Regions from separate parts of the Homo sapiens genome. Here region 2 is linked to region 1. Evidence: chromatin loops called from intact Hi-C (ENCODE). Cell type or tissue: Calu3. All regions are shown on one strand. Each heading gives the region's core, and the rest is flanking DNA. Links, peaks and the distances in the headings are about the cores only. Region 1 overlaps GDA (guanine deaminase). Region 2 has its middle 8.7 kb from the start of GDA.

Region 1 (16,033 bases), core at 5,152-13,151:
GTGCTGACAATTCTATGAGGATTTTAATTTTGGAGATGAATATTATTTTTCATATTTTTGTCCCTTCCATTTATTTAAAAAAATTTAGATTTCTTATTCTAAATGTTGGATTGCCTAGATTGAGCCTAATTTTCTTATGTTCTCACCTTTGATTTTCATCTTTTCCTTTTCCTGAGCAATTCTCTTGTAATTTATCCTACAACCCTCCTACTGGCTTCCACATTTCATTTATAATATTTTTACTTTTGGAGAGCTCCTGCATTCTGATTTTCATAGCATTCTGTTCTTGTTTTGTGGGTGCAATAGTGTGTTTTATTTCTTTGAGGATGTGAGTCATAGTTGTTTTTTTTAACTGAGCTTTTTTCTGACCTTATAGATTATGTTTCCTCTAAGATTTTTTCCAGATTCTTTCTCCCCCTCCTTATCTTTTTGATAATAGATTCCCTCCAATGCCTATCAAACCCTGGACATACATTCATACTGTGATGCTATAAGGTGCTGACTGGAATTTCTGGGTGGAGGTATCACTTGTTGATGGTAACTTCATTATAGGATGAGTAGTGAAGGCAGTGAATTTGGGTCCCAAACGTCACTGTGAAGACATCTTTCTTTTAGAGCCATTCATTTTCTCTAGAAAATAATCGTTTAGTCCCCTGCCAGGAGTTGTGGGAGTAGTACACGTGGTATTCTGGGGAAAATGACTGAGTGCCCTTGAGGTCAGCCAGATTTTCACTTAAACCTCTGCTTTACCTTCTCTTTTGGAGCTTGTACCCTCTAAATACTATCCAGGTTCTATAAAGAGTAAATCTCTCTTATAAGGAAGAAGTTAAGGGTGGTTGGCTGATTTCAACAAGGTTCCTGCCAGGGTTTAATCATACCTGCATAGACTTCCAGCCAGTCCCCTGCTAAAACCCACACACTTCTCTCCTTCTTTCCAAGTTGCTTCCAGGTTCTCGTCCATGTTTTTTGTCTTCCAAGAAGATATTGAAATGTTTTCTCTGCTCATGTCTCTCCTCTCATGTTCTTCTTGTGGGTTAATAACGTTTGTACTCCTTTACTGTCATGTTTGTTGTAGTTTGCGAAGGAAAGGAGATAGATATATGTGATTAACCTTCCAGGTTGAGCTAAAGTCTGGCTGAATATTTTTATTCTGTAGTAGAAGAAAAACTTATTTATGTACTCCCAGATGCAATAAAATTTGGATATCCTTAAACAATCCTAAGAAAGAAGGAATTCATTAGTATCACATTTTAATGAATTCTGAAGCACAGAACTGTGTGAATCGAGAAAAAATCAGAAGTATCAGCTTCTCCTCCAGCTAACTTTTGGAATATAAATACCTTTTGCCATTTACCTAACTGTACTCTACATCAAGATGGCATACCTTTAAATAAAAACATTTTAAAATTAAAAACTAAAATTCTGTTTTCCTCTGGATGTACCATGTGACTTTTCTGAGCACACGTGATTCGCGGTTTTTGTGATTTATTTTTAGAGGAGAACACTAAAGAATGGAACAACCACAGCTTGTTACTTTGCAACAATTCACACTGACTCATCTCTGCTCCTTGCCGACATTACAGGTGAGCAAATGAAGCATGATTTATGGGCACCTCAAGCAAAGACAGCCAGACCATCGTGGCAAACAACTTATATGTACTTTTGGGCAGACCTGCCTTTTAATTGCTAGAACATGAGCATTACATTTTTTGCAAGTAATTACGTGTCTATATGTCACTGTGGCCCTTAGGAAATTTTCTAAAGTACTTAGAAAATAGAAAACTGTATCATAGAGTGTTTTCTATTTTCTAAGTACTCTGATTATTTACTTACAATTTTTGGTTACAGAATGATATATATGAGTCTGAATTTTGTGTATTAATTTAGGGCTTTTTAGGGAAACTTTACTAATTCTAGTTGTGGTAATAGTTTCTTATATCAGCAGATACATGGTGGCTATTGGCTAGAGTCAGGGCACTGTGCTAGATGCTGGAAACGCAATGAGATAAAAAATAGTCTCTGCCCTTGAGAAGCCAGACAGAATACCTACACCATTGATCACTAACCTTAGTAACAACTATGGTGCTGTTACTAGACGTCTAGCATTGTGCAAAGCACTCTGGAAGAATTAGTTCAGCAGCAAACAGCCTTCTGAAGTGGTTACTGATGTCCTCATGTTACAGATGGTTAGACTGACGCTCAGAGAGGATAAGTAACATGCCCAGGGTTGCACAGCTAGTAAGAAGAGCTGATTCTGGATTCGGGTTGATGATTCCAAAACTTGTACCCAGCACAGTACCTGGCACATAGCAGGTGCTCAGTAAATACTGTTGGCTGATACACTGATGCCACTGTTTGCTTATGCAAAAGACCTGACCTAATGGGTGACTCTGAAAATAGATACTACAGTCTTCAGAGAAGGCAAAGAGAACCCAGAACTACGACATCTGGGAAGGCTTTATGAAAGGGTCCTTTAAACTGGGCTTTGAAGTAAAGACAAGATGAGGAGAGGACAAACTGTCTTCTAGATAGGGGAAGGACACAGGTATGGGAACAGGAGTGTCAATAGTGGATGCAGGGACCACAGTAGTTTAACTAGAGGAGTGGATTCATCGCCTGGGGGCAGTGGGAGAAGAGGGTAGGCAGATGGGAGGGTTCACATTGTAGAAGAGCTCAAATATGCACCAAAGACTCAAAAAAGGTTCTGAGTCCAGGTGTGAGTGATGTGATGAAAGTGGTATTTTAAGGAAGATTAATCTAATGGCCAGTTATCTAAATGAATTACAGGGGAAGGAGAGAGGCAGAAAGGTTTTTAAAAATCTCTTATGACAGAGATGGAGACACTGTAAAAACAATTACCATTGTCCCATATAGCCTCAGCTTTCTTGCTGAAATAGAATTCTTCCAGCACCTTTGATGAGGACTAGGTTCTAGTGCTGAGAGCTGCTAGTAAGACTGCGTAAAATTCCTCACAGATAATATTGGCATTGTTTCAGTTAAGAATAGTATGGCCAGGCGCGGTGGTTAATGCCTGTAATCCTGGCACTTTCGGAGGCCGAGGCGGGCGGATCATGAGGTCGGGAGATTGAGACCATCCTGGCTAACATGGTGAAACCCTGTCTCTACTAAAAATACAAAAAATTAACCAAGCGTAGTGGTGGGCGCCTGTAGTCCCAGCTACTCAGGAGGCTGAGGCAGGAGAATGACGTGAACCCAGGAGGCAGAGCTTTCAGTGAGCTGAGATTGTGCCACTGCACTCCAGCCTGGGCGACAGAGTGAGACGCCACCTTAAAAAAAAAAAAGAATAGTAGCAGTATGTTGCCTAGATAACCACATGCCTGACACCTTATATATATTATTGCATGTATTCCTCACAACCCTACACATAGCAGAGAACACTGTACATATATAGGTTTAGACCTTAACCAAATAATATCCACCACCTGGAGTAATCAGAGGAATAAGGAATCAGTCCAAATCTTTCCAATTCCAGTGCTCATGTTCTTATCCCTCAGCCATTCTGTGTTTTGTCTAGAAGAGGACCATGATAGAGAGAGGGAGAGAGAGAGATCCAAGGGATGGTGGTAGAGTAGGAGACAGGAGGGAGATTGTAAGTTGGGGTAGAAGAAGCTGAGTGTAGGTATGCCAATGACTAAGAGAGTCTTTCTTTAGGACCTGAGACTGTTTGCTCCTTTACCATGTGATAAAATGAGAGCAAAGATAGTTACATATTTAATGAAAATATAGACACACTGGATAAGCAAAGGGAAAAACTGAATAATAACTTAAAAACACCCAGCCAAGCACAGTGGCTCACGCCTGCAATCCCAGCACTTTGGGAGGCCCAGGCAGGCAGATCACAAGGTCAGGAGATCGAACCATCCTGGCCAACATGGTGAAACACTGTCTCTACTAAAAATACAAAAATTAGCTGGGCACAGTGGTGCGTGCCTGTAATCCAAGCTACTCAGGAGGCTGAAGCAGGAGAATCACTTGAACCAGGGAGTTGGAGGTTGCAGTGAGCCCAGATCACGCCACTGCACTCCAGGCTGGTGACAGAGTGAGACTCCGTCTCAAAAACAAAACAAACAAACAAACAAAAAAACCAAAAAACCCACCTGACAGCCTGAGAATGGGGATGGGGGAGGTAGTGGGTTAAAGTGATGAATAGAAAAACTTTTACTGTTTACTGAATATAGTAGGGAATTTGTGGTGGTTCTTGTTCTTAAGTGGTGTGATGGTGGATGATCTTTTACATTTTCATTTATGTTTTCCATATATGATTTTAATTTAAAAATTACTGTTGAAAGCTTAGAAAAAGTACTGTTTTGGCCGGGCGCGGTGGCTCACGCCTGTAATCCCAGCACTTTGGGAGGCCGAGGCGGGCGGATCACAAGGTCAGGAGATCGAGACCATCTTGGCTAACACGGTGAAACCCCGTCTCTACTAAAAATACAAAAAATTAGCCGGGCGCGGTGGCGGGCGCCTGTAGTCCCAGCTACTCGGGAGGCTGAGGCAGGAGAATGGCATGAACCTGGGAGGCGGAGCTTGCAGTGAGCCGAGATTGCGCCACTGCAATCTGGCCTGGGCTAAACAGCGGGACTCCGTCTCAAAAAAAAAAAAAAAAAGAAAAAGAAAAAGTACTGTTTCAGAAACAAACATGCCTTCATATTCTTTTTGTGTATACTTTACAGATAAATTTGGACAGCGGGCATTTGTGGGCAAAGTTTGCATGGATTTGAATGACACTTTTCCAGAATACAAGGAGACCACTGAGGAATCGATCAAGGAAACTGAGAGGTAAAAGGCCCATTTGTCTTGATTTGTCTTACAGGTGAATTCCTGTGCTGCACTGATGGAGTTAGAGATGGAAAAAGGAAACAGGATACTGTTATCACCCAGTTGGGATGTGCACATAGTGACTCAGAATGTTCTGTTTAATGCAATGGGTCGGTTAGTCTACAGTGAATTTGATCAAACACTCGATAATCATTAATGATTTACAAAGAGCTTTCCTTTGTAGTGCCACACTTGATCCTCATAGAAATCTCCATGAAGCATCTGTCTTTTTATTTATTTTTTATTTATTTTTATTTTTTTTTTTTGAGACGGAGTCTCACTCTGTCATCCAGGCTGGAGTGCAATGGCGTGGTCTCAGCTCACTGCAACCTTCAGCTCACTGCAACCTCTGCCTCCTGGGTTCAAGCGATTCTTCCACCTCAGCCTCCTGAGTAGCTGGGACTATAGGTGCATGCCACCACACTCAGCTAATTTTTGTATTTTTAGTAGAGACGGGGTTTCACTATGTTGGCTGGGCTGGTCTCGAACTCCTGACCTCGTGATCTGCCCGCCTCGGCCTCCCAAAGTGCTGAGATTACAGGCGTGAGCCACCACGCCCAGCCCACATCTGTCTTTTATGATAAGGAAGCTGAGTCTGACATAGGCTAAGAGGCTTGCTCACAGTCATACAGCTTTTAAGTAGTGGAGCCAGAATTCAAAACCAGGGTCTATGACTCTAAATTCAAAGTTCTTTTTTTTTTTTCTTTTCTTTTCTTTTTTTGAGACAGACTGTCACTCTGTCACCCAGGCTGGAGTGCAATGGCGCGATCTCAGCTCACTGAAACCTCCACCTCCTGTGTTCAAGAGATTCTCCTGCCTCAGCCTCCCGAGTAGCTGGGATTACAGGCACGTGCCACCACACCCAGCTAATTTTTGTATTTTTAGTAGAGACGTGGTTTCACCAGGTTGGCCAGGCTGGTCTTGAACTCCTGACCTCAGGTGATCCACCTGCCTTGGCCACCCAAAGCACTGGGATTACAGGCATGAGCCACTGTGCCCGGCTCAAAGTTCTTTCTCTCATGATATAGATCACACCTCATATTCAATGTAAGTAAAGAGAATAAAAGAGAGAGAAACAGAGGGTATGCAAGAATACTTGCTATGGCATGTGTTAATTTAAAAATGATGATGGAAGTGAATAATTATTTGTGAAATAAAATAGTATACAAGAAGTTAGGAAAAATGAGTTATAGTTACAGGTTAATGAAAGACTTTCACTACAAAAGGATTTTTTTAAAAGATACCAAAGTAATATGTGTTTCCATGGTCCAGAACTTAGAGAAACACAAAAAGGTATAAAGAAGAATTTTTTTTTGTAATGAAACCACCAAAAGTTACCATAATAGGGTATCTTTTATTGTTTTCTCAAGGTGGTATATGCATCCTTCACTACTATTTCGTCCTACCTTGGGAACAGGAAAGTTGTTCTGGATGTATGCTGTAATGGCCATAACAGGCTAATATAGGGATCTAGAATATCCCCTCTCCACAAAGGTGACCTGAAAGAACATCTCTGCAAGCTGAAATGCAGGCATACAGGAGGGAAGATGTGGTTCCTTTTTCTGCTTTGGTTCTACATCTGTGCTCCTAGGGAATAGGGCCTCACTCTACTACCTGTAATAAAAGCTCTGAGGATGTTATGTGGTGACACAGGCTAGAGAGAGACCATGGGAGGGACCAAGGCCCACTCTGCTGCTGCTGGACATTGAGCTGGATTCCCAAAGATTGTGGACAGCCTACTTTGGAAAGATTTCCACCTCAAAGAATAGGATACCATATGCAGATAGAATCATAAAAAGTAAAGATGTGCAAGGAAAATGAAAACATGTTTCCACGTAAAGACTTGCAGGTAAATGTTCATAGTGACATCATTTATAGAAGACAAATGCAGAGCAGGTTCACTGCACATAGGTATCAATCCCAGGGGAGGACTCTAAACACCTCACCAATACTGCACACCACTTGCATGAATCTGGTGAGACAGCACACTTATACAACAAGTTAAGCAAAGCAAGTTTATTATGCACAGATAGGTAGCAAGGGACAATAGAAGCCTTGGTGAACTGATCCTCCACGGCTCAGGAAAGTTGCCCAAGAGTCTCATATGTGCATGCCCCACATCACATCATAGCTGAGGGACCCTGTGAGCATGCTCTACCTGTGGTTTTATACCCAGATGAAACTGGTCTCACTGAGCTAAAACATTGCAGAACATCCTGTTCTAGGAGAAATGGGAACAGAACCCAGGCTGTTCTGACCAGTTTCTCCATATCTCAGGGTGGTTGCATTTCCAGCACATTCTACAGTTATTCTGATAACTACAAGTAAGAAAAGGGGAAAAACTGGGTCACCAAGGCCATATGAGAACTTGTCCTGCACCAAATAGTGGAAACAACCAAAATGTTCATAACTGGTGAATGGATAAACAAAATGTGGTATACAATGGAATATTATTCAGCCATAAAAAGGAATGAAGCACTGATACATACTACAACATGGATGGTTTTTAAAAACACTGTGCTAAGACAAAGAAACCAAACACAAAAGGCCACACATTGTATGATTTAATTGATATGAAATGTATAGAAAATGCAAATTCATGGAGACAGAACACCAGCGATTGCCTGGGGCTGGAAGTAGGAAAAACTATTTTTTTTTTTTTTGAGACGGAATCTTGCTTTGTTGCCCAGGCTGGAGTGCAGTGGCACATTCTTGGCTCACTGCAAGCTCTGCCTCACAGGTTCATGCCATTCTCCTGCCTCAGCCTCCCAAGTAGCTGCGACTACAGGCGCCCGCCACCACGCCCAGCTAATTTTTTGTATTTTTAGTAGAGACAGGGTTTCACTGTGTTAGCCAGGATGCTCTCGATCTCCTGACCTCGTGATCCACCCACCTCAGCCTCCCAAAGTGCTGGGATTACAGGTGTGAGCCACCGTGCCCGGCCCAGGAATAGCTATTAACTAAATGGGCCCAAGGAATCTAACTGGGGTGATGAGAATGTTCAAAAACTAGGTTATGATGGTGGTTGTAAAACGCAATAAATCTACTAAAAATCATGGATTTGTGCACTTAAATCAGGTGAATTTTATGGTATGTAAATTATACTTCAATATAAATAGTTTTTAAAAATAGCAGTATGTGGGTGAGATTGTGTTCATGTACATTTGTGTTTTCTAGTTCACATCCACTTTAGATAAGAGTTGAGTAGAAAGTGATTAGATTTTTTTAAAAGGAAGATTTTGTACAGAATAAATAGCTGTGAGCATATTTGCAGAGACTCCAGCTCTCTGTGATTTTCTCCTGTGGTACAGTAGTGCTTCTCTTGATGCTTCTAGCATTCTTCCCCTCACTTTTCTCCCTTAATCACACATTGTTGAAGCCAAAACCAAAAAACGCCTGAGAAGCTCAAGATGTATTAACACACTGCGTCGAATTAAAGTTGAAAGATGATTAATGCACTGAGGCATTCTTCCTATTTGCCAAGGTCACTGTGTGGGTTTGTCCAACTTGAATGTCAATATTATTTTTGTGTAACAAATTATATTTAAAGCCTGCAGGAACTTGCTATAGGAGTCCTAGGGTAAATCCTCTTGTAAAATGAAGTAAATCATTTACCCTCTCCCTACCCTTTATTATAGACCAGGGCTTCTCCTGTAGATTGGATTTGCTTTTAAGTACATATGGCCTGCTCATTAAATTACTTTTGGTTGTGGGTCATACTATGGCTTGAGATTATGAATTTTCATTATGTTCTTTTTCATACAACATTGGGAGATTCTACTGACCATATAAATACTTTTCTTATATTTTAAAATGGCATTTCTATAGTACCTTAAGGATTTGACAAGAAATTGTATTGGTTTATTTATTTATTTTTATTTTCTATTTTTTATTTTTTTTTTAGATGGAGTCTTCTTCTGTAGCCCAGGCTGGAGTGCAGTGGCACGGTCTCAGCTCACTGCAGCCTCCCACTCCCGGGTTTAAACAATTATCATATCTCAGCCTCCCTAGTAGCTCGGATTACAGGCCCCTGCCACCATGCCCAGCTAATTTTTATGTTTTTAGTAGAGATGAGGTTTTGCTACATTGGCCAGGCTGATCTTGAACTCCTGACCTCAAGTGAGCCGCCTGCTTCAGCCTCCCAAAGTGCTGAGATTACAGGCGTGAGCCACTGCACCTGGCCAAAATGTAATTTTATTCTGTTCAACATCTAAGAGATACAGAAGAAAATGCTTTAGATACAAATCTTTGCCAAGACCAAACATATTCTGATGCAGGTTTTAGAAGTTCAGCTTTTTTTCTGTTCCCCAGACCCCTTTCCCCTTAAAAGTGTCCTCTGAAAAGGGAGCAGAGGGGCTGCTTACATGCTCACAGAGAGGAGGAAGTACCCGCCTTCCTTTAGCATCAGCCTATCCCAGCTTATCTATTAATCCATTTTTGTGGTGATAGTAAACCTTAATTCTCATTTTGTTCTGAAACAAAGGAATGCCAGAAGGCAGAAAACTACAGCTGCCTAGGGAGGGCAGAAAGAGCCATTTCATAGTCTTTACAGTTGCCACCATCCCTGCAGGCATAAACTGGTGGGATCACTACCATCCCATTCCCCATGCACCTCACAACCAACTCTCGCCTTTTCCTTCTGCTTTACTCCAAGGTTCATCCCCAAGAGAACTCTACCCTTGTAAATAAATGGTGATGTTGTGGGAACAAGTAGCTTCCACTTTAGGAGAATTCGAAGTAAAGAGCTTCATGGCTTCTAAAAGCCTCCAAGTGCATAGGACTTCATGACTCTAACAACCGTAGAGCATAATATATTGCAACATTTCTCCAAACGGAGCTTGAGCTAGTAGAACAGCTTGAGTGCTGTGGGAATATTTGAGAACAGCCCGACCGATGCTAGATGATAACATTACGTTTCCCTGTGATTTTGCACTCCATCTCTGGCTGCAAGTAAAAAAGCAGAGTAATTACTACTTGTTAATCTTTAATTAGTGGTGGTGGAACATGTGCAGCATTAGAAATGTTTGCATGAAAATCAGGATATGTAAGAATCATGTTTTTATCTTTTTAAAATGTTTATTTGAAAATGGTCGGCCGGTCGCGGTGGTTCACGCCTGTAATCCCAGCACTTTGGGAAGCCGAGGAGGGCGGATCACCAGGTCAGGAGATCAAGACCATCCTGGCTAACACGCTGAAACCCCGTCTCTACTAAAAATACAAAAATTAGCTGGACGTGGTGGCGGGTGCCTGTAGTCCCAGCTACTCGGGAGGCTGAGGCAGGAGAACGGCGTGAACCCGGGAGGCGGAGCTTGCAGTGAGCCGAGATCGCACCACTTCACTCCAGCCTGGGCGACAGAGCCAGACTCTGTCTGAAGAAAAAAATAATAATAAAGAAAAGAAAAAAAGAAAATGCTCAAGTTTTCTAACCCATTTGTTGCTTTATTTCAGATTTGTGTCAGAAATGCTCCAAAAGAACGTGAGTAACTTTGTTCAGAGCTCGCTTTTAGATTGCCTTTGCATTAGCTGTAGGATTCATAAAGTTGCTTGATAGTGATTAGTCTGTGTACGACTGGCTTATCTCATGCATGTAGAAGTATTTACCTAGAGCCTGATGTGTCACTGTGGACTGTCACTGTCAGCTCAGTGAAGTCAGACATTTTTAAAAAATTATCTTAAAATATTTAATTGACAAAAATTGAATCCACTCAAGGTGTACAATGTGATGATTTGATATATTTATACATTGTTTATTGATTATTAGAATCAAATTTGTTAACACATCTATTCCCACACACGCTGTACACTAGATCCTCAGAACTTGTTCATGTTATAACTGAAAATTTGTACCCTTTGACCATCATCTCCCCACATAAGCCAGCAATCCCACTTTTGGGTGTATATCCAAAAGATGCAAAATAAGCATCTTGAAAAGATATCTGCACTTCTATATTCATTGCAGTATCATTCAGAATAGCCAAGATATGGAAACAACTTAAGTGTCTGTAGACAGACAAATAAAGAAAATGCAGTGTATATGTCTATATACAAACACAATGGAATATTATTCAACCATAAAAAGGAAGGAAATCATGCCATTTGTGACAATGTGGATGAACCTACAGCCCATTACAATAAGTGAAATAAGCCAGCCCCAGAAAGACAATACTGCATGATCTCACTTATTTGTGAAATCTAAAAAAAGTCAAACTTATAGAAACAGAGGTCAGGCATTTTTTGCTTTCTTGGGGGCAGCTCTGTACCTAGCCCTCTGTGTTTTGTTTTAAATACATTTTGAAATAATGAAATATTAATGATTTTAGTGGATTTGTTTAGATATCGTTCACATATGTACAAACATCAAACTTGCTTTATTCTTAAAATTGTGTGTACTTTTCTTGGCTCCCAAACCCCATGCCTACATGCAACAGAAAAACTAAATTTCGTCAGGCAGGTAAACTTCGTCTTAAGTTCACTAAGCTTTTAGTTGATCCAATTTTTATTAGGACAATCTCAGTCACTGCTCAGGTTAGAGTTACCGTCTCAGGGTAGGTTTTTCTTCCTCAGTGGTTTTCCTTACCCCCCTCTGGGATCTTCTGATTTCACAGGATTGGTTTCTGGCAAGCAGGGACAGGGCTTGATGGGCGTGGGCTGACTGGTGGCACCTGGAAGTTGGGGACTGCTTGGTGGCCACCTCAACATTGGCTCTGGCCACTTGTGCCCTTGGTCTGCTCTGTAACACAGGCAGTGTCTAGTCCTATGCCCCTGCCACTGGCTGTCTTGGTCCCTATGTGTGTGACACCTCACATGGCCTGCAGGCATGCAGCAGGCACCCCCTATTGTGGTCCCCTGGTGTTGGTGAGCCTGTGGAGACAATGCTGTTTCCTGCCTCCACCCCTAACAGGCTGGCATGTGGCTCTGTCAAGCAATCTCTTAGACTGGCAAGCCTGACCCTTCCCTGATCATCTTTTGGGGCCTGATAGGAAATCATAAGAAATCTCAAAATTTCTTTCCATCTAACTTTGGGAGATTTAGATGAAACTTTGTAGATCCTTATCCTCACTACCCCTCTATGAGTCCTTCTCTCCTGCCTGGCCACTCACCTCAGGTGCCACCAGAGCCAATCCTACAACTGAATAGTGCTCAGGAAGGCTGTAACCAGCACACCTGGACAAGATGTATTCCCAAAATGGAATCGGCTATCACCTCACTTTTAGTCTCCCCAGCACTCTTTTAAAACTTCAGCCTCCACTTTTCTTCATAAAGGCTACCCAGTCTAGCCTTCATCAGAGCCTTAATGTGGTGGCAGAGGAGCATCTGTCATTTGGGATAGGATCTTTTGTTGAACTTGGGTGCTGAAGAAGATACCCTCCTTTATTCTCCACTTTGAGCTGTTTTCATGAAACCCCGTACTTCCACCGACTGTTAGAATGGAGGACTGCTCCCCAAAATGAAGACACAAAATCATCTTGCTGTATGATATGCATTTTGGGGTACCCTTCACATTCATGATATCCATAGTTTCCTTTTTTTGAAAAAACTTTTAAGTTCAGGGGTACATATGCAGGTTTGTTTACACAAGTAAATGTGTGTCATAGGGGTTTGTTGTGCAGATTATTTCATCACCCAGGTATTAAGCCTACTACCCATTAGTTATTTTTCCTGATGCTCTCCCTCCTTCCATCCTCTACCTGCCGATAGGCCCCAGTGTTTGTTGTTCCCCTCTATGGGTCCATGTGTTCTCATCAGTTAGCTCCTACTTATAAGTGAGAACATGCAATATTTGACTTTCCCTTCCTGCGTTAGTTTGCTAAGAATAATGGCCTTCAGCTTCATCCATGTCCCTGCAAATGGCATGATCTCATTCTCTTTTTATGGCTGCATAGTATTCCATGGTGTATATGTACCACATTTTCTTTATCCAGTCTATCATTGATGGGCATTTAGGTTGATTCCATGCCTTTGCTATTGTGAATAGTGCTACAGTGAGTGTATGTGTGCATGTGTCTTTATAACAGAATGATTTATTTCCTTTTGGTATATACCCTGTAATGGGATTGTTGAGTCAAATGGTATTTCTGTCTCTAGGTATTTGCAGAATCACCACATTGTCTTTCACAATGGTTGAAGTAATTTACACTCTTACCAACAGTCTATAAGCATTTCTTTTTCTCCACAACCTCACCAGTATCTGCTATTTTTCTGACTTTTTAATAATATCCATTCTGACTGGTATGAGATGGTATCTTATTACAGTTTTGATTTGTATTTCTCTAATGATCAGTGATGTTGAGCTTTTTTTTCATGTGATTGTTGGCTGCATCAATCATATGTAAAACAGTGAAAAGTGTCTGTTCATGTGCTTTGCCCACTTTTTAATTGGGTTGTTTTTTTCTTATAAATTTGTCTAAGTTCCTTATAGATGCTGGATATTAGACTTTTGTCAGATGCATAGTTTGCAGAAACTTTCTCCCATTCTGTTGGTTGTCTGTTTACTCTGTTGGTGGTTTCACTTGCTGTGCAGAAGCTCTTTAGTTTAATTACATCCCATTTATCAATTTTTACTTTTGTTGCAATTGCTTCTGGTGTCTTTGTCATGAAATCTTTTCCCATGCCTATGTCCTGAATGGTATTGCCTAGGTTGTCTTCCAAGGTTGTTTTTTTGTTGTTGTTTGGTTGGTTTTTTGTTTTTTTTTGAGACTGAGTTTCTCTTTTGTTGTCTAGACTGGAGTGCAATGGTGAGATCTCGGCTCACCACAACCTCCGCCTCCTAGGTTCAAGCAGTTCCCTTGCCTCAGCCTCCCGAGTAGCTGGGATTACAGGCATGCGCCACCACGCCCAGCTAATTTTGTATTTTTTAGCAGAGACAGGGTTTCTCCATGTTGGTCAGGCTGGTCTCGAACTCCCGGCCCTCAGGTGATCCACCTGCCTTGGCCTCTCAAAGTGCTGGGATTACAGGTGTGAGCCACCACACCTGGCCCTTCCAGGGTTTTTATAGTTTTCGGTTTTACATTTATGTCTTTAATCCATCTTGAGTTAATTTTTGTATATGATGTAAGGAAGAGGTATCAATTGTTTTTAATTATCTCCAGTATTCTAGAGTGAAGCCCATAGTGACACCACGTTTTTCCCTCTCCTGCTCTGAGACTTTGATGGGTGAACTGGGCAACATTGCTAAAACCCGTGATTTGCACATTCAGGTGGGTATTCTTCTTCTCTTTATGCCTCTATGCAGACCTGCAAGATTTCTCAGCACCCTTAAATCATCATTTCCAATAATCTGTAGTTGTTTTACTGAGTAATCTGTTTCTTCAACTGAGATATCCTAGAGTCACAGCATAACAGGAGAGAAAGGACCCCTGTAGATATCACCTAATCCAATTCTTTCATTTTGCAGATAAGAAACCTGAAGTTCCTTATACCCTCAATGTTTTCTGATCAGTCTTCTAAAGACAAGAAAATCGTTTTAAGTAGTGGCAAGATCAATAACAGACTGTGATCTGTTCTCTGTAGGATACATTTAATGCATTTATTTCCTACTTCTCTTTCACTTGATACTTTCTCAGTGTGTTCTGTACCTTCATTCTTAGAGAAACCAGCTATTATTTGAAAAGCAAAAAGAGCCTAATTTCCACCTTACAAAATAGCATTTAAAATCCCTTTTGTTCTGAGTTTCTTAATTTAAAATCAGAACAAAAAAGTATACCTTGCTTTGTCATTAAATTGTTGCAATTTAGGAATAAAACACTTTTTTAAAGCTTATATCTGGGTTAAAATTGAGAGTTCCCCTTCTCCCATCCAAGCTTAATTACATACTGTACTAAAATTTCTCCTCTTAGGAGTTGACGGTCTTATAAGAAAGGTCAGATCAGGGCAGAGACAACACATTGATTCTTTACCATTTGTAAATCAGTGTTTTTTTGGTTTTTGTTTCCCAAATCTATTTTCTTAGGAACCATTAACCGCTCTCACCTTCCCTATTATTGTTATTATTATTTGCAGCCTATAATTTTTGAATTTTTAATTCAGTCCCACACATTTCTCTGCTGGAGATAAAATTCAAAACTTACCTGATGTTTCTGCTTTGCAAACAAAATGCTTCTGTCGCCGACAAAATAAAATACACATGAACATTTAAAAATACATGAAAAATAAGATGAGAAGAACACACAACAAAATCAAGTTTATCCTTGCTAGAGAGATGCATGTGGATGTATGCACATTTACTCACATTTATCCAAATGACTCGAATCATCAGATTGTCCTTTCTTCTGTTGCTGTCCATGCATTTCATCGGTGGTCTGGGACTTCCTCAAGGCCAGGGATGGAGTTCATTGTCTGAGTAAAACACGTGTTTTCAGAACATTGCTATTTTTTTCTTTTAAAAATTTAGCTACGCATATTCTAAATGGCATTGCCATTCTTGGAAGTATTAATTATGCCCTCTTAGATTTTGTGGTGCCCTAGAGAAAGGTCTTAGGGGCCTTTTTCAGTGTGGGGGCATAGGACTTATTGTTTTGCTTGCATGTGGATTCTTATGGGCTGTTTCTTGATGACCGTGGAATTTTCTAGCTCAGCTATTTTCAAACTCTTTTTTGGAGAACTCATTCTGGAAACTAACAAAGGGCACAGAATGGAGACAGGGTCCCAGAGTCTCAATCCTGCTGCATCCGGAGGGGCAGTGCTTTTATGCCTTCTATATATTGGGTTTCTGTGAATTTTTATATGAATAATATATTCAGTGCCGAGAGAATTTGGAAAATCACTCATCTAGCCCAACCCTTTTTTTTTTTTTTTTTTGAAAGATGGGAAAATTGCTGTCCAAAGAAAAGAATGACTTTCTCTAGGACACATAGCTGTCAGAACTTGGGCCAAACCCAGCTCTCTTTACTCAAATTCCAGTGTTCATATAAGTGAACCCCACTGTCTGCTTTTTTATGAACACTGAGCTCTTTTCTTAAACGGCCAGTATGGCCAGTCACGGTGGCTCACGCCTGTAATCCCAGCACTTTGAGAGGCTGAGCCCGGCAGATTACTTGAGGTCAGGAGTTTGAGACCAGCCTGGCCAACATGGTGAAACCCCATCTCTACTAAATATACAAAATTAGCCAGGCATGGTGACACATGCCTGTAATCCCAGCTACTCAGGAGGCTAAGACAGGAGACTCACTTGAACCTGGGAGGCAGAGGTTGCAGT
Region 2 (16,033 bases), core at 4,655-12,654, 77 kb before region 1:
TTATAGTTTCTGGAGTTCCCTCACCTCCCACTACTCCAACACTAATCAGAACAATATCCCTGTACCCGACTAAGTTGTAAGATTTGTGACTCTGGCTTATGAGACCCCCTTATGCTGGGCAGTTTGGATATTTGCACTTGACTATGAGATGGGTTCCATTACCGCCAAGGACAAAGTGAAACCAGGGAAGAAAAAGAGGCAGTTGGGTATCCCCTGTGTAATAATCAATTTCAGGTGAACTATTATTCTTCTCTGGTAACAAGAAATAATTTTAGTTGGCCAGGTGCAGTGGCTCACACCTATAATTCCAGCACTTTGGGAGGCCGAGGTGGGTGGATCACGAGGTCAGGAGATCAAGACCATCCCGGCCAACATCGTGAAACTCTGTCTCTACTAAAATACAAAAAAATTAGCCAGCCATGGTAGTGCATGCCTGTAGTCCCAGCTACTTGGGAGGCTGAGGCAGGGGAATCGCTTGAATCCAGGAGGCGGAGGTTGTAGTGAACCGAGATAGCGCCACTGCACTCCAGCCAGGTGACAAAGCAAGACTCTGTCTAAAAAAAAAAAAAAAAAAAAAAATAATAATAATAATAATAATAATTTTAGCTTAGGAAGCAGTCTCTGAGCTTTATTTTTCAGTACTTAATCTATATTATCTATTGATTTGCAGGTTCTAGCAGGTCAGCTATTTTATTACATGAATTCTTTTCCATTTTAAAAATCAGCAATGTGAATGGTTTTGACACTACTTGGACTTCCTTGATCTATGTGAACTTTGTTCTTTGGGAATGTCGAGCTGGCAAGGCTCGATTTTAGATCAGCAGAGTGACCTTAGCCCACATAGCAATTATTCCCTGATCATTTGTTGCAAAATGCCACAGCCTTCCATCATTCTGATTTCTCCTGGGCAGAGTAGATGTTCACTCTGGTTACAATGTAAGGAGAATTGGGAAAGCCCTCTTATTTCTTCTCACATAAACTGGCTTCTTAGAAATATTCTCCCAAACAATGCTAGAAATTCCACTGTCATAGAATACTGCTGTGACCCTATGAATGGGGTCCTCTGTATGATGCAGTGCTGCTTTAGTGCAAGGTTCAAGATGTGAGCTGGGAGAACCCACTGTGCGGACTGAAACCTATCCCCAGTCCTATTATATTGGAATTTGAGCTATCACAGGAGTGTGCTATCATCAGGTTCCAAGGTTTAGCAATCTGATCATCTGGGTTACACATTGAACTCTCCCTGTGTTTCTCATGTAGTGTGTAAGAACCTATCAGATTCTCTACTTCTTGTGTAAAGAGTGAAAATCATTGGTGGGACAAACATCGGGAGGATCATGAATAAGTGAATTAGTGGAGGGAGTAGGGAAAGGGAAGGGGCTTGGCAAATAGGGATGAACGCCAGTTTTGGGCTGAAGTAGTTTCATCAAATAAAAGACCAAATAGTGCCATGAAATGGGCCTTGAACTACTTGTCAAAGGCCCAAGAACCTTAGAGAGCTAGTGTCATCTTAAACATGACATTTAATGTTTATCACAATTCCTTCATCTGTAAAATGCAAGGTACTATGCCTGCTCTAACTAGCTCCCTGACTGAGGGTGAAACCTAAATTTGTATTTCTGAAAACTCTCCATAAAACCTACTGTGCTCCAGGAAGGCCTCCCCCGCCAACTTTTTTTTTTTTTCTTAGACAGAGTTTTGCACTTGTCACCCAGGCTGGAGTGCAGTGGTGTGATCTCGGCTCACTGCAACCTCTGCCTCCTGGGTTCAAGAGATTCTCCTGCCCCAGCCACATGAGTAGCTGGGATTACAGGCGCCCACCACCATGCCCAGCTATTTTTTTTTATTTTTAGTAGAGATTGGGGTTTCACCATGTTGGTCAGGCTGGCCTGGAACTCCTGACCTCAGGTGATCCACCTGCCTCAGCCTCCCAAAGTGCTGGGATTACAGGCGTGAGCCACTGCACCTGGCCGGCACTTGTTTTTTATGGTGTTGTAAGCCTGCACAGATTCTGCCTCAAAATTTATTGGGAAAGAAGTTGGGTAAAAAAGAGTACATAGAATTGAATTAATACTTGTGAGCCATATGAAGAAGTAGAAGAGCTTCCACTTGACAATTTTGCCTGGTGGCAGTCCTGGAACTGTTAGTACAGAGCTGACTCCAGTCAACCAAGCTCCTTTGGGCAAATCATGGTACTGGGAAAAGAAGTGGTTGGACATATTGGTCAATGATATGCAATTAACTCTTCAGTTTCTTCTTGGTTACTTCCCTGTTGTGCAATATTCCTGTGGAACCACAAGGTTCTATAGATCAGGGAAGACAATGTTAGCCAAATATAGCCTACTCCACTCATTTTTTTCTCTACATCAATATCCACAGTTAGCTATTTATTGGCGAGATCAATTCATTTTTACATTCTTACAAATAAGTACTTTTTTTTTTAACCAAAGATGAATTAAAGTATGATTCTGAACATCATGGCCTACGTACGTGTGTGTGTGTGTGTGTGTGTGCGTTTTCAATTTCAGTCAACGAAAGTAATCACATGATCAAATAATAAAAAATAGCAATAATATTTTGAGCACATTTTATATTCTAGCTACTATGCCAAGAATTATATGTGTACTATTTTACTTAATTCTAACAGTGAAATAAAGTAGCCATTTGTATTCTCATGCTGAGAAAGTGGGATTTAAGATGATGCCACATGACAAGATCACATAGTCATAAGTAGCAGATCCAGGACCCAAATTCAGCTTTGTCTGATTCCAAATCCCAGGCTCTTATTCGCTTTCCTCTCCTATCTTCACCTAACGGCATCTATTACGAGGAAGGTGTGCTGCTTACTGGAGATAGAAGTATGAACAAAGTAGTATTTCTGTCCTCGATCAAGCTCTTGTGACTTTAAGAATAGTTGGCCTGGCGCGGTGACTCACGCCTGTAATCCAGCACTTTGGGAGGCCGAGGTGGGCAGATCAGGAGGTCAGGAGATCAAGATCATCCTGGGTAGCTGGGATTATAGGCACCCCCCACTATGCCTAGCTAATTTTCGTGTCTTCAGTGGAGACGGGGTTTTACCATGTTGGCCGGGCTGCTCTTGAACTCCTGACGTCAGGTGATTGACCCTCCTTGGCCTCCCAAAGTGCTGGGATTACAGGCATGAGCCACCACGCGGGGCCTGCTTGATTCTATGACCATAGTTTGACATTTATTTCTCTAACTTCGGGTATTACAAATGGCACCTACATTGATTTAGTTCTATCTGTAAATCTGTATTGCAATTAACTTTTTTCTTTAAATCCCATTTTTCAGACTTAAACTCAATTATTTAAGTAGAAAACTTTACATAAAGCCATAAATAAGAAACTAGCTATACCAAATCTATAAAAGGCCAGCAACTCTTACTATAAATAGAAGAAAACCATGAACATAAATGTATTATGAACAAAATAATGTTATTGAATTCTAGCTAGATACTGTGGCCTATAGAAAGTTCTAACTCTGAGGTCTCTTGTCTCTTTTAAAAAGATAAATTAACAAGGCTACAGAAATGTTAAATATTTTTTATACCAAACTGAGCCTGTGTCCTAGATTTAAGAAGGATTAAAAATTCAAATGCAAACAATGTTCTCATTATGTGATTATGTGAAATTCAATATTGCTTAATGCAGTGCCTGGGAGATCAGTCCTGAAGTACCTGTCATCTCACACTTTATCAGTTGTTCATATAGAATATTTTCTAGTATACACTGTACTATTCTTCTAAATTGCCTTAAAAAATAGTAGAATGATGAATCTGATGGGGAAAAAGAGTCTTAGGGCAATCACCACCATTTTCAAATCCTGGAAGATTGACATGTGAGAGAATACTGGTTTATTCTTGTTTGCCCCAGAAAGTGCTACCTAGCACAAACAGTGACATTTTCAAATGCAACTTTTGGCTCATTAAAATATACATATGAGGCTGGGCACGGTGGCTTATGCCTGTAATCCCAGGACTTTGGTAGGCCGAGGTGGGCGGATCACGAGGTCAGGAGATTGACACCATCCTGGCTAACACAGTGAAACCCCATCTCTAGTAAAAATACAAAAAATTAGCCGGGCATGGTGGCAGGTGCCTGTAGTCCCAGCTACCCGGGAGGCTGAGGCAGGAGAATGGCGTGAACCCAGGAGGCGGAACTTGCAGTGAGTGGAGATTGCGCCATTGCACTCCAGCCTTGGTCCTTGGCAGACAGGGTGAGACTCCGTCTCAAAAAGAAAACAACAACAACAACAACAACAAAAACATACATATGAATATTAAAACTAACAAAGGAAATGATCATCACTCAAAGAACTAAACTTTCTGCCTCTGAAAATTAATAGCAGACCATCTTCCAAGAATAATACAAATGATTTCATTGGGGAATTGGAGTGAAATTTAAGATCCTTTAAAATTTAGGATCCTTAAAAATTAAAAAATAAATAAATAAATTAAAAAAAAAAAAAATTAGGATCCTTTTCTTTTTTTCTTTTTTTTTTTTTTTTTTTTTGAGACGGAGTCTCACTCTGTCTGCCCAGGCTGGAGTGCAGTGGTGCCATCTCAGCTCACTGCAAGCTCCACCTCCCGGGTTCACACCATTCTCCTGCCTCAGCCTCCCGAGTAGCTGGGACTACAGTCTCCTGCCACCACGCCCGGCTAATTTTTTTGTATTTTTAGTAGAGATGGGTTTCACTGTGTTAGCCAGGATGGTCTCGATCTCCTGACCTTGTGATGTGCCCGCCTCAGCCTTCCAAAGTGCTGGGATTACAAGCGTGAGCCACCGTGCCTGGCCCTAAGATCCTTTTTAACTCTACAATTTTCTAAGACTCTGTGGTGCTTCTAGAAGCTCAAAGATCACTGAACATTTAAGATCCTATAACTGAGGATCTTACCCCACACTAAGGTTTTCAATCTCAGCACTATTGACATTTTGGACTGAATAACTTTGTGGTGGGAGGCTGTGCTGCTAAACATCTTAGATCCCTGTTTTTTTCTTATTAGATGCCAGTCATAACCCACCCCCCCACCTTCAACTGTTACAACCAAAATTATTTTCAGACATTGCCAAGTGCTCCCTGGGGAGTGTAAGAATTAAATAAAGAGGAGAGAAACACGAAGGGTGGCTCTACAGTCAACAGAGACAGGTTTATTTTAAACAAGCCTGAGAAAGGCTTCTGGCCGAGTTAGGTCAACGCCACACTCTCTTACAGACTGAGTTTTTAAGGATTCAGGGTGGGAGAGTTTATCAGAGGCTGAGACTGCTTCTGTGTCTCTTTGTTGTGCTTATATGGGAGGGAGAGTTGTGTATCTGTTCCCATACATCTGTCTGCAGCTGCAGGCATACCCCCGAGTCTGCTTTTGGCTTCCCTATCTTAGTGCACCTGAAGGAGAAGGAATGTGCTTATTAAGGACCACTGTTTTACTGGGGCCCATTGTATGAGGGTGAAGTTTGGCAGTTACCCAAGAGACTTCCCACCACCTCCCTCTGTGCCCAAGCTGTTTTATCTGTGTTTTACTGTCTGCTCTTTCTGGCGGCTTGTAGTTAGAAGAGAAGTGATTGCCTTGAAACGCATGAGGCTAGAAAGGGAGCTGGAACTTAAAGTGGTGGTGTTTGTCCAAGATGATGGTGCTCCTGCTCTCTCAGGGAGCAGAACCGCTCTTAGTTGAAAATCACTGCCCCAGACCAACTTCTCTGTATGCATCTACTCTTCTTATGAGGCAGGAATCAATATTTCTTGCATACTTCTACTGTTGCACTTAACACATCTAACAATCATCTATTGAGTGTCTACAGCATGCCAGGTACTGCATTAAACGCTGTTTCCATAGCAGTAAAGGAGACAGATCTGCTCCTCACAGAGCCCCATGATGGGTCGATGGAGTATGCAGGAGTTGAAGGGGGAAGAGACACCTGCAGACAGTTTATCACAGCCACATGTGTGCCTGTCGGTTTCTGCCATTATCTTATAAGCTTCTTAAGGATAAGAGTCATGACTTTTTAAAATCTTTCAATTTCTAGGGCTTAACAGAATACCTGGCATATACAAGGCGCTCAACAAATGTTCATAGACTAAATGAATGAGAAAGTAAGAGATTGGGGAAAGGCGAGAACTGGTAACAGCACATTAAACAACAGTGACAACAGCAACATCAATCATATTTAATTGACTAGGGAAAGAGAATAATTTATGTAATTAAGTTTTTATTGCATTTATGAAACATCTGTATCGTTGTATCTTTCCATGCATTTCGTGTTATATTGTTTTTATGGTCATAGTCCATCATCCTAACACATCTAAGAATATCTAAAAATATGGACAAGGCATGGGCTGCTATTCCTCTTTCAAGCACTTTACCTTAAGGTTAGCAAGTAAAAATTTGATGAACAGAAATGATCAAAGTAGGGCTTTTTTTATATGACTTGTTCGAACCAAGCATTTTGGTGTAGTTGGTCAAATGCAGCTTTACTGGATTTTGTAATCAATTTTAGGATGACATGAGGAATGGGTAAAAATTATACACATTAATGATAAAATTGACATTGTTATATTATATGTTCTGGGCCATTAAAATATTTCTCCATTGAAATACATATATCAAAATGTCCCATACTGGGAAATGACCGTAATTAGCTAAAAGGAAGTACATTCCTTATGGCACCAAAATGTTAAATGCCTTTCTTCTAAGTCATGGTGACCACACCTCTAACCTGAATCCATGTAGTCTGTAGTCTGAGATCTAAGGGAAGAGAAGTCTCTAAATAAAAATGGGAAGAGTCATTCCAGGCCAAGTGCAGTAGCTTACACCTGTAATCCCAGGGCTTTGGGAAGTTGAGGCAGGAGGATCACTTGAGGACAAGAGTTCGGGACCAGATTGCATGCAGTATAGGGAGACCCTCGCCTCTAATAAAAAAAAATGCTCCATTATTCATTTCATCTTTTTACCCTTCCTCCTGTGATTCTTAGTGTGAGGGCAGGGAATCTCAGTTTTATATCCTACACAATGCATAGCATCTTACTCATAAGAGGCACAAAATAAGGTTTTGTTTTGAGAGGAAAATGAAAGCATCTTGCAATAACTATTTAACTTACATCATGTATTCTACTATATTTTATCAATATTTATGCGGGTTATATTTCTAATTATATCTGTGCCTATCAGTTAGTTGTAGGTAACTTTTAATCAAAAGCCTGTACCTACCACACCCTAATAAAAACCTGCTGTTTTTGCTGCCCAGCACCCATTCACCTTCTTCTGGACACTATATTCCAAGTTCTCTAGGGAACCCCGCGTTCCCTACCCTGAGTGCCTGTACTTCCTCACCTACCTGCTCCTTAACTAACAGATGGGGCATGAGACCCAGATCAGAGTGTCACATGTCACCTTGCCCCGGCTATAATGCTTTTGTTATTGTTGTTAGGGCTGGGCATATCAGCCTATTGTGGCAAATAAGATGATGAGTTTGGTTTTTGTATTTTTCTGAAACTTTTGGGAAAGGTCGCTTCGCTTTTTCTTCACCTGAATTTGAGAGTATAAAGTCTAGAGCTGTTGTCATCACCTTGTGATCATGAGGAGGGAGACGTCAGAGAATGGAGTCTGTGTGGAAGAGAGAAGGAGAAGGGAAGAGCGGGAAAAGAGGAGGAAAGAGGGCAGAGAGAGAAGTTGGGTGCTGTAGACAGTGATTGAACCTACAACAAAGCTGCGCTGCCAGAAAGAGTGTGACCATAGATTTTTCATTGTTGTTGTTGTTATGCAAAACAATATATTCCCATTCCCATTTAGACTGCAGAGTTTTAGCTGGTTTTTGATTGATTTTGTAATCAATCTTAGGATGACATGAGGAATGGGTAAAAATTATACATATTAATGATAAAATTGATGTTGTCATATTATGTGTTCCGGGCCATTAAAATATTTCTCCATTGAAATAAGTATAGCAAAATGTCCCATATCTGGAAATGACTGTAATTAACTAAAAGGAAGTACATACCTCACGGCACCAAAATGTTAAATGCCATTCTTCTAAGTCATGGTGACCACACCTCTGACCTGAATCCATGTAGTCTGTAGTCTGAGATCTAAGGGAAGCAAAGTCTGTAAATAAAAGTGAGAAGAGTCATTCCAGGCCAAACAGTAGCTTACACCTGTAATCCCAGGGCTTTGGGAAGTCGAGGCAGGAGGATCGCTTGAGGTTTTCTGTCACTTTCAGCCTTGTCTGAACTTACACATGCTCCAAATCCCAATCACATGTTTTTCATTTCATAGCATATTTTGGTAATATGGACACTATGGCAATTTTAATGCTCCATGGGGGAGAATGAGTGATTCTGAACTGGAGTTTTATTATATATAACTTAGCATTAATTTGTCTAATATTAATATTTACTGATTCCCTATTATATGCCATTCCACAAAGAATTCCAAAAACACAAACCACACTTCTAAAAGCAATAACAAAAATTGCTTCTCAGAGATGGTTTCTTCCTTCTTATTAGGGCTGGATTCTTCTCACAACTATAGTTAGTGGGTTTTGCATTTTATATGGAAGAGTGTTACATAAATGGTAAATTTCATTTATATATAATATTAAAAATCATCCCTTTAGAAATATACACAAAGGAAGGAAGTTTTGACACTCATTTATAGTTTTTCAAATAAGTTTAATTTTACCTATTTAAATAATATTGTGAGAATTCCTTAGAATTTTTTTTTCCTTAAAATCATTGTTATGACAATTTAACTTGAGCTTCAGTTGGTTTTTACTTTCTGTATGAAATTTACACCTATCTAAAGAGGCACTAATTGTGTAGCATCTGTAGGGATGATAATGTTTGGCTTTCTGCTAGAGTGGAGTCCAATCTCATTATGGTTTCCAGGAACATGGAGTCTAGGAACATGCATGCAATGACTCTCAGCACCTCGGCTAGCATGCATTGTTAGCTGAGGTAAGCGTCTTTTCACTTTAGATCCACGGTCAGCTCAAACCAGTTAAGCTGCACATTAATAACCTTGGGAAAAACCAATCCTTCTCTGAGATCCCCAGAATGAGAGCCTAATAGGATTCATTTCATGCCCTAGGTCTCAGTTATCAATGTGGCACATTAGAGATGTATAGATTCTTCTATCTCAAAGCAGAAAAGTGGCAAAGTAGCTCCCAAAAATGTGTGAAATCATTTCAGTGGCTTCCCGACTCTACTTCAATATTGATCAACTTGGAGTCCCAGGATGCTTAGGAGGATTGTTCAACAAATTCAAGCTGTTTCTTGAGTCTCTAACTTTTCACAAAGGTTTAACAGAATTTGTCCAACTTGAGATAGGTTGCATGGGCTAAGTAAAATGTTAGACCTGCATTTGATTTGAATTATGTGAACTCGACATGCTAGATAGTTCATGTTCATCAGAAGTTCTGATTGGTAGTTATTTTGGTCTTTGATGAATGAGAAGTGGGGAAATCTTTCATTTAACAGCTTTTATTGAGTTTCTGTCTTGTACTAGTTTTCTTGATACAATGTAAAACTTAAGGTATGTAAGTAGCAGGAATAAGGAAATGAATCCTTGGGAATAAAGAAGTATGGAAACTGGCCGGGTGCGGTAGCTCATACCTGTAATCCTAGCACTTTGGGAGGCTGAGGTGGGCGGATCATGAGGTCAGGAGATCGAGACCATCCTGTTAGCCAGGTGTGGTGGTGGGAACCTGTAGTCCCAGCTACTCGGGAGGCTGAGGCAGGAGAATGGTGTGAACTCGGGAGGCAGAGCTTGCAGTGAGCCGAGATCGTGCCACTGAACTCCAGCCTGGGCAACAGAGCAAGACTCCATCTCAAAAAAAAAAAAGAAGTACGGAACCAGTGATAGCAGGTGACCTTTCATCTTGCAGATGAAGAAACCAAGGCCCAAAGTAGAATGACTTTGCCAAGATATCATTGGCTTGTGACTGAGCTGGAATAGGAACCTATAGATATTGATTGTATGTATTGCTTATCCCTTGATAGTAAAAGTGGAATACCTTTTATTTTATTTATTTATTTATTTATTGAGACGGAGTTTTGCTCTTGTTGCCCAGGCTGGAGTGCAATGGCGCGATCTTGGCTCACTGCAACCTCTGCCTCCTGGGTTCAAGCGATTCTCCTGCCTCAGCCTTCCTGAGTAGCTGGGATTACAGGCATGTGCCACCACTCCTGCATAATTTTGTATGTTTAGTAGAGACAGGGTTTCTCCATGTTGGTCAGGCTGGTCTCGAACTCCCGACCTCAGATGATCCACCTGCCTCGGCCTCCCAAAGTGCTGGAATTACAGGCATGAGCCACTGTACCTGGCTAGAATACCTTTATAATCCATGTTGGAGCATAAATGTACACAAAATAACACAGGTCAAGAATTTTTTTTTTTTTTTTTTGAGGTGGATTTTCCCTCTTGTTGCCCAGGCTGGAGTGCAATGGCGCGATCTCGGCTCACTGCAACCTCCGCCTCCCAGGTTCAAGCGATTCTCCTGCCTCAGCCTCCCGAGTAGCTGGGATTACAGGCATGCACCACCATGCCCGGCTAATTTTGTATTTTTAGTAGAGACAGGGTTTCTCCATGTTGGCCAGCCTGGTCTCGAACTCCTGACCTCAGGTGATACACCTGCCTAGGCCTCCCAAAGTGCTGTGATTACAGGCATGAGCCACCACACCCGGCCCAAGAATATTTGCTTTGAGCTTGCTGTCATGGTAGGAAGCCGGCATCAGCTAAATTTTACTAACGTGCTACCTGATTTGAGGGATCAGCAGTATGAGTAGGTGATGGAAACAGCTGCCTACATACTACTTAAAACCTTCCAGCCAGAAAAATATCTCCCTGCACCTGTCTGGCATAAAACCTAAGTCAAGTTGCAACTCATTCCTCTCGTTCTGTTTTCCCTTTTTCTATAAAATTCAGGTAAAATGTATGCATTTCTCCAAACTTAATTGCTATTCTAAAAAGAAGAGGTAGCTTTCCTCTTCCCTACTTTTCTCATCTACAAACTTCTAGGCTACTATCTTTTGTCTTTTCTATATTTGAACTTTTCTAAACAAACCACAAGGGTGCTAATGGTGATAATATATCTGGATAGTGAGATACGGTATTTTTAAATGTTCAAATCTTATAAAATAAACATATGCCGATTTTTCAAGAGTAATATAGGAGCTATTTAAAAATAATAGACTTCTGGCCAGACGCAGTGGCTCATGTCTGTAATCCCAGCACTTTGGGAGGCTGAGGAGAATGGATCACTTGAGGCCAGAAGTTCGAGACCAGCCTGGTTACCATGGTGAAACCCCATCTCTACTAAAAACACAAACATTACCCGGGTATGGTAGCAGGTGCCTGCAGTCTCAGCTACTGGGAAGGCTGAGGCAGAAGAATCCCTTGAGCCTGGGAGGCAGAGGTTGCAGTGTGCTGAGATGGTGTCAATGCACTCCAGCCTGGGCAACAGAGTGAGACTCTACCTCAAAATACTAATAATATTAACAATAGACTTCTTTAAAACAAGTAATATCAAATAGCATACTAGAGCATTGTTATCAATGTGTCACTTCAGCATCAATTGTTAAGTGCCTTGTATTATATTCGTATCACTTAAGATTTGACATGTAGTATATATAATAATACGACATTCACTAATTATGCTAGGGAAATGTTACAGTAATACTATGAAAGCTATTAATTTCTACTCCTAGAGGTGGCAGAGAGAAAATATATTAGTTCCATATAGGTAAGACAATATCTGTTTCATACAGTCATACCCACAGTGCTTAGCATGGTGCCTATCATAATATAGATGTCCAATAAATATTTGTTAAGTGAACAAACTGTTAAAGAATATTTATAGGGACTAGCACTATATTCTCATAAAAATGGACAAAATATGAATTGAGCCATCTCTCTATTGTCAGTAAATACAGAGGTGGGATACTCACTGGCATAACTACACTATACAGATAAAGTAGTTTTGGGGGGCCGAGGGTGCTGCCTCTATGGATAGGCAAACCTGGGTTCTCACCTAAGAACTGGAAAATGGAGATCATTATGATTTGCTATCCATTAAGGCCTCCCACTCAGAAGAACACACAGTTTTAAAAGGAACGCATTTATCCCATCTCAAATTTTTGGTGTATCTTTTTTTTTTTTTTCTCTAAAGCATAACAAGCTTGTCAGAGTTTCCATGGTGAGCACAGGGCACCATGGAAACTGATAGATTTAGCTACATGAAAAGAATAAATAAAATAGGCAGGCATTTATTTCACTGTACAATGACAACTTCTCTCCTAGATAAGAGAGGAAAAGTGGCCTCTCATTTAAACTGCTTCCCTGCACTCTCTGTACCTCATGAAAACCTGAGTTATTTTCGATAGCCCATTCTACTGACCTACGCTGATTGGATTCCTGTTTTTCTCAAGGCCCATTATTCCCTTTAGTTTTACTGCAGGCTAGATCTGAGTGTCACCAGCAACTGTTGGAAAACCATGTACAATGTGAAAGTTGTAGATGACAGCCCACAGTGCAGTGGCCAAGTGAGTCATGGCAAAACTGAATGAACAATTCCTGGGAGTTTACTGTGATGAGACAATGTATGAGAACAACTGGACTCAAGATCCAAGTCCATCCTATATTAACTGCACAGGCAAGCCAACCTCCCTGAACCCCAGTTTCCCCATCTGTGGAATGTTTAAAATACATCCTCTTCCTATTTTATAGGGTTGTTGAGAGGCTCAAAATTAGATAATAGAGGAGAAAGCCTTTTCAAACAGTCAGGTTCTATCTAGCAAAAAGGACTGACTGACTAAGCTACAGGTATAATTACATTCATGAGATGAGCAAAATGTCAAAGCTAATCATGCTATGGTCTAGGTTTTGGCCTCAGGCAATTGGAGGTTTAGAACACGATGATCCCACCCCAGTAGTTGGGGAATTTGGGGGCTACTTGGCTCCATCTGAAATAGAGAAAATTGAGATTGTAAGAAATGAAGCTTTAAAATTTTTCTCTATGTCTGAACATTCTCATAAAATGTTGGAAAACTAAATAAATGAAATAAAACTCATCCTTAAGTTCTAGTCCCAATGAATTGTTCACCATTAGCAGACACCCACTATAGCCTCTTAATTTTTATGACTAAAATATAGGCACTAGAGCCATCTCCTGCAATTCAATATTCATATAAATCTATTGAGCACCTCCTAGTGACCAGGGACTGTGTTAAGGGGATGGATACACAGAAAGAAAGAGGACATGGTCCTTCAGAAAAACACATCTTCTTTGGGGTATAGATGAGTAATGGAACAATTACAGCACACCCACAAACTCAGGGGAGGAACACTTAACACTCTAGAGCAGAAATGTAAAGATATCCTGGATAAAGGTGAGGGGGGGTTGGGGGTTGGGGGAGTGGGTGGGACAATGAGGCAGACATGGTGTAAGGTGGTAAAAGGGCACCACAGGCAGAGAGAAGAGTGTGAGCAAAGCGGATTCATAGCATATGGGAGAGTGGAGGTAGCCAAGCCTGAAGAAGCAGCCAGGGAATATTCCATGCCAAGGCGGGGCTCTTTTTTTCTGAAGGAAGTGATATGTGGGGGTGGAGCACTAATGATGCTTGGGCTGTATTTTGAGGGTGAATATGAAAGCTCTGTACTCCCTCTTTCCTCCAAACCTCTGTAGCCAGGAGAATATTTCCCTGGGGATACCAGAATGGGAGTCAAAATTGCAGGAGGACCAGCAATTTAAAGGAGTTGCCACCTCCGAGAGTGGAGTCTCACCCTGTTGCCCACGCTGGAGTGCAGTGGTTCAATCCTGGCTCACTGCAATCTCTGCCTCCCGGGTTCAAGCGATTCTCCTGCTTCAGCCTCCCTAGTAGCTGGGACTACAGGTGTGCGCCACCACACTTGGATAATTTTTTATATTTTTGGTAGAGACGGGGTTTCACCATGTTGACTAGGCTGGTCTCGAACTCCTCACCTCAAGTGATCCGCCCTCCTCAGCCTCCCAAAGTGCTGGGATTACAGTCATGAGCCACCATGCCTGGCTGGGAAGCCAAGACTTCTGGCATGTGGCTGAGCCATGCTGCCTGGCAGTATAGCACCCAGGGCTTCTGGATCCTGGGCCCAGGTACCTACAACTTGACTGGGAATGGAAGTGGAACTATGCATTGCTCAAAAGAGCTAAAATTTACCTGAGGAGCACTAATGCCATGTCACCTGGAGGTTCATGGCCAATCCTTCTGCTTAAGACGATTAATTTCTTTAAAAGCATCATAATGATTATTCATCCTATAAACCACATAGTAACAACATTAAAAAAATCAAAACAAAATTCTCTACCTAGCAATTCCATTATCTCAACAGAACAACACACATTGTTTGATGTACCTTTTCAATTCCAGCAAATATGCTTATAGCTTTTCATGGTTTTCATCGTAGCATAGAAGCTGTTTTTTGTTTGTTTGTTTTGTTTTGTTTTTTTGAGACCGAGTCTTGGTCTGTCACCAGGCTGGAATGCAGTGGCGTGATCTCAGCTCACTGCAACCTCCGCCTCCGGGGTTCAAGCAATTTTCCTGCCTCACCCTCCTGAGTAGCTGGGACTACAGGCACGCATCACCACACCCAGCTAATTTTTGTATTTTTAGTAGAGATGGGGTTTCACCATGTTGGCCAGGATAGTCTCAATCTCGACCTCGTGATCCACCCGCCTCGGCCTCCCAAAGTGTTGGGATTACAGGCGTGAGCCATCGTGCCCAGCCAGAAGCCATTTTTGAAAGCTTAACATTGTGGCTATATATTTCTCCTGTTGTTTTTAATAACTGTATAATGTTCTATCAAGTAGATATATTCTAGTTCATAAAACTAGTCTCTATTTTTTTTTTTTGACATTTAGGTTTTCATTAAAACCTAATCATCAAAAAAATTATTAACCGTATCTGTTTTAGGAAAGTAATACATCTGTTGGAAACATCTGATTGAATCCTATCTCAAAAGCCATTTTCTTCACCTTTCTGTCTGAGGTTTTTGTGTATACAAGGGAATGTTTTCAGTGTGCTGGCTGTCGGTACTGCCAGGAGGGAGTGCAGTTGGCAGAATCAGGAGAAAGTGACAAGGAGCAGGGACAAGTGTAATGACCTCAGCTGCAGAGATTCCTAATTCTGGATCCCTGGTAGGGTGATCAACCATCTGTGTGCATGGTTCTGACGGTTTTCCTGAACGGCCTTTCAGTGCTAAAACCAGGAAAGTGCCTGGTAAACCAGGATTTGTTGGTCACCTTAGACATTGGTTATGGGGGAGCTGAAGGAACTGAGAAGGGAACGAATCATTTCTATAAGCCAGCCCTGTGTCTTAAAAGCAGCAATTCAGAGAAAAACTGCTCACACACTGCAATGAAACCCTCACCCTTTATGTAGTTGTCAAAATAGTTATTTGTCTCAGGTTATGGCTCTGCTCACAGAAAAACCATCCATTCATTTATTCAATAAACATGTATGGAACACCGGCATTGTTCTAGGCATAAGACACATTCCCTGCTCCTGTGGTGCTTCTGTTATTGGTGTGTGTATGTGTGTGTGTGTGTGTGTGTGTGTGTGTGTGTGTGTGTGTGTATTGGTGAGAGGGAAACAGGAGTAAACTAAAAAACACAAAATAAAGAAGAATGGACACAATAAATGCAATGGCAGAAACAAGATGGATTAGTGGAGTAGAAACTGCTGGGAGTCCGGTGCCACTTGGTGGTCAGGAAAGGTGACTCCGAAGAGCCTGACATTTGAGACAAATCAGTGGTGAGAAGAGCTGCCAAGTAAAGCGCCACAAGAGGGATTAGGGGCAGAAGGAACAGCACGTTAGAGGGCCCTGAATGGAAGCCAGCTGGGTTTCATGGAGGAACTTAGTGAAGGACCCTGTGGTCATTGTGTAGGGTGGGAACGCTGACCCTAGTTATGACCCAGTCCAAGCTCCATTTTCATAAGTGGGGATGATAAGCACACTGAGGCCCACGTGTCTTGTCCACAGTCTCTT

Evidence for each region. Peaks named below come from ENCODE experiments on the same cell type or tissue, not always from the same donor. Only the 100,000 strongest peaks of a DNase experiment are listed, where the experiment ranks them.
Region 2: it touches region 1 in a loop (3-fold over the local background); 2 of 110 quality-filtered maps call a loop at or near these places.

Annotation. Positions count from the first base shown.
Region 1 is chr9:72,209,192-72,225,224 of GRCh38, forward strand. It overlaps GDA (guanine deaminase), which reads left to right. Exons shown (of 14, transcript NM_004293.5): 4 at 1,496-1,583; 5 at 4,695-4,800; 6 at 10,288-10,315; 7 at 13,929-14,036. Among named protein-coding and RNA genes, the nearest start is that of GDA, 68 kb to the left of the region's middle. In Calu3, for the core only: no CTCF peak of the experiment used is centred there; no DNase peak of the experiment used is centred there.
Region 2 is chr9:72,132,732-72,148,764 of GRCh38, forward strand. It overlaps a transcript of GDA not described here. Among named protein-coding and RNA genes, the nearest start is that of GDA, 8.7 kb to the right of the region's middle. RefSeq lists an enhancer at 13,500-14,699. In Calu3, for the core only: no CTCF peak of the experiment used is centred there; a DNase peak (open chromatin) is centred at 8,070.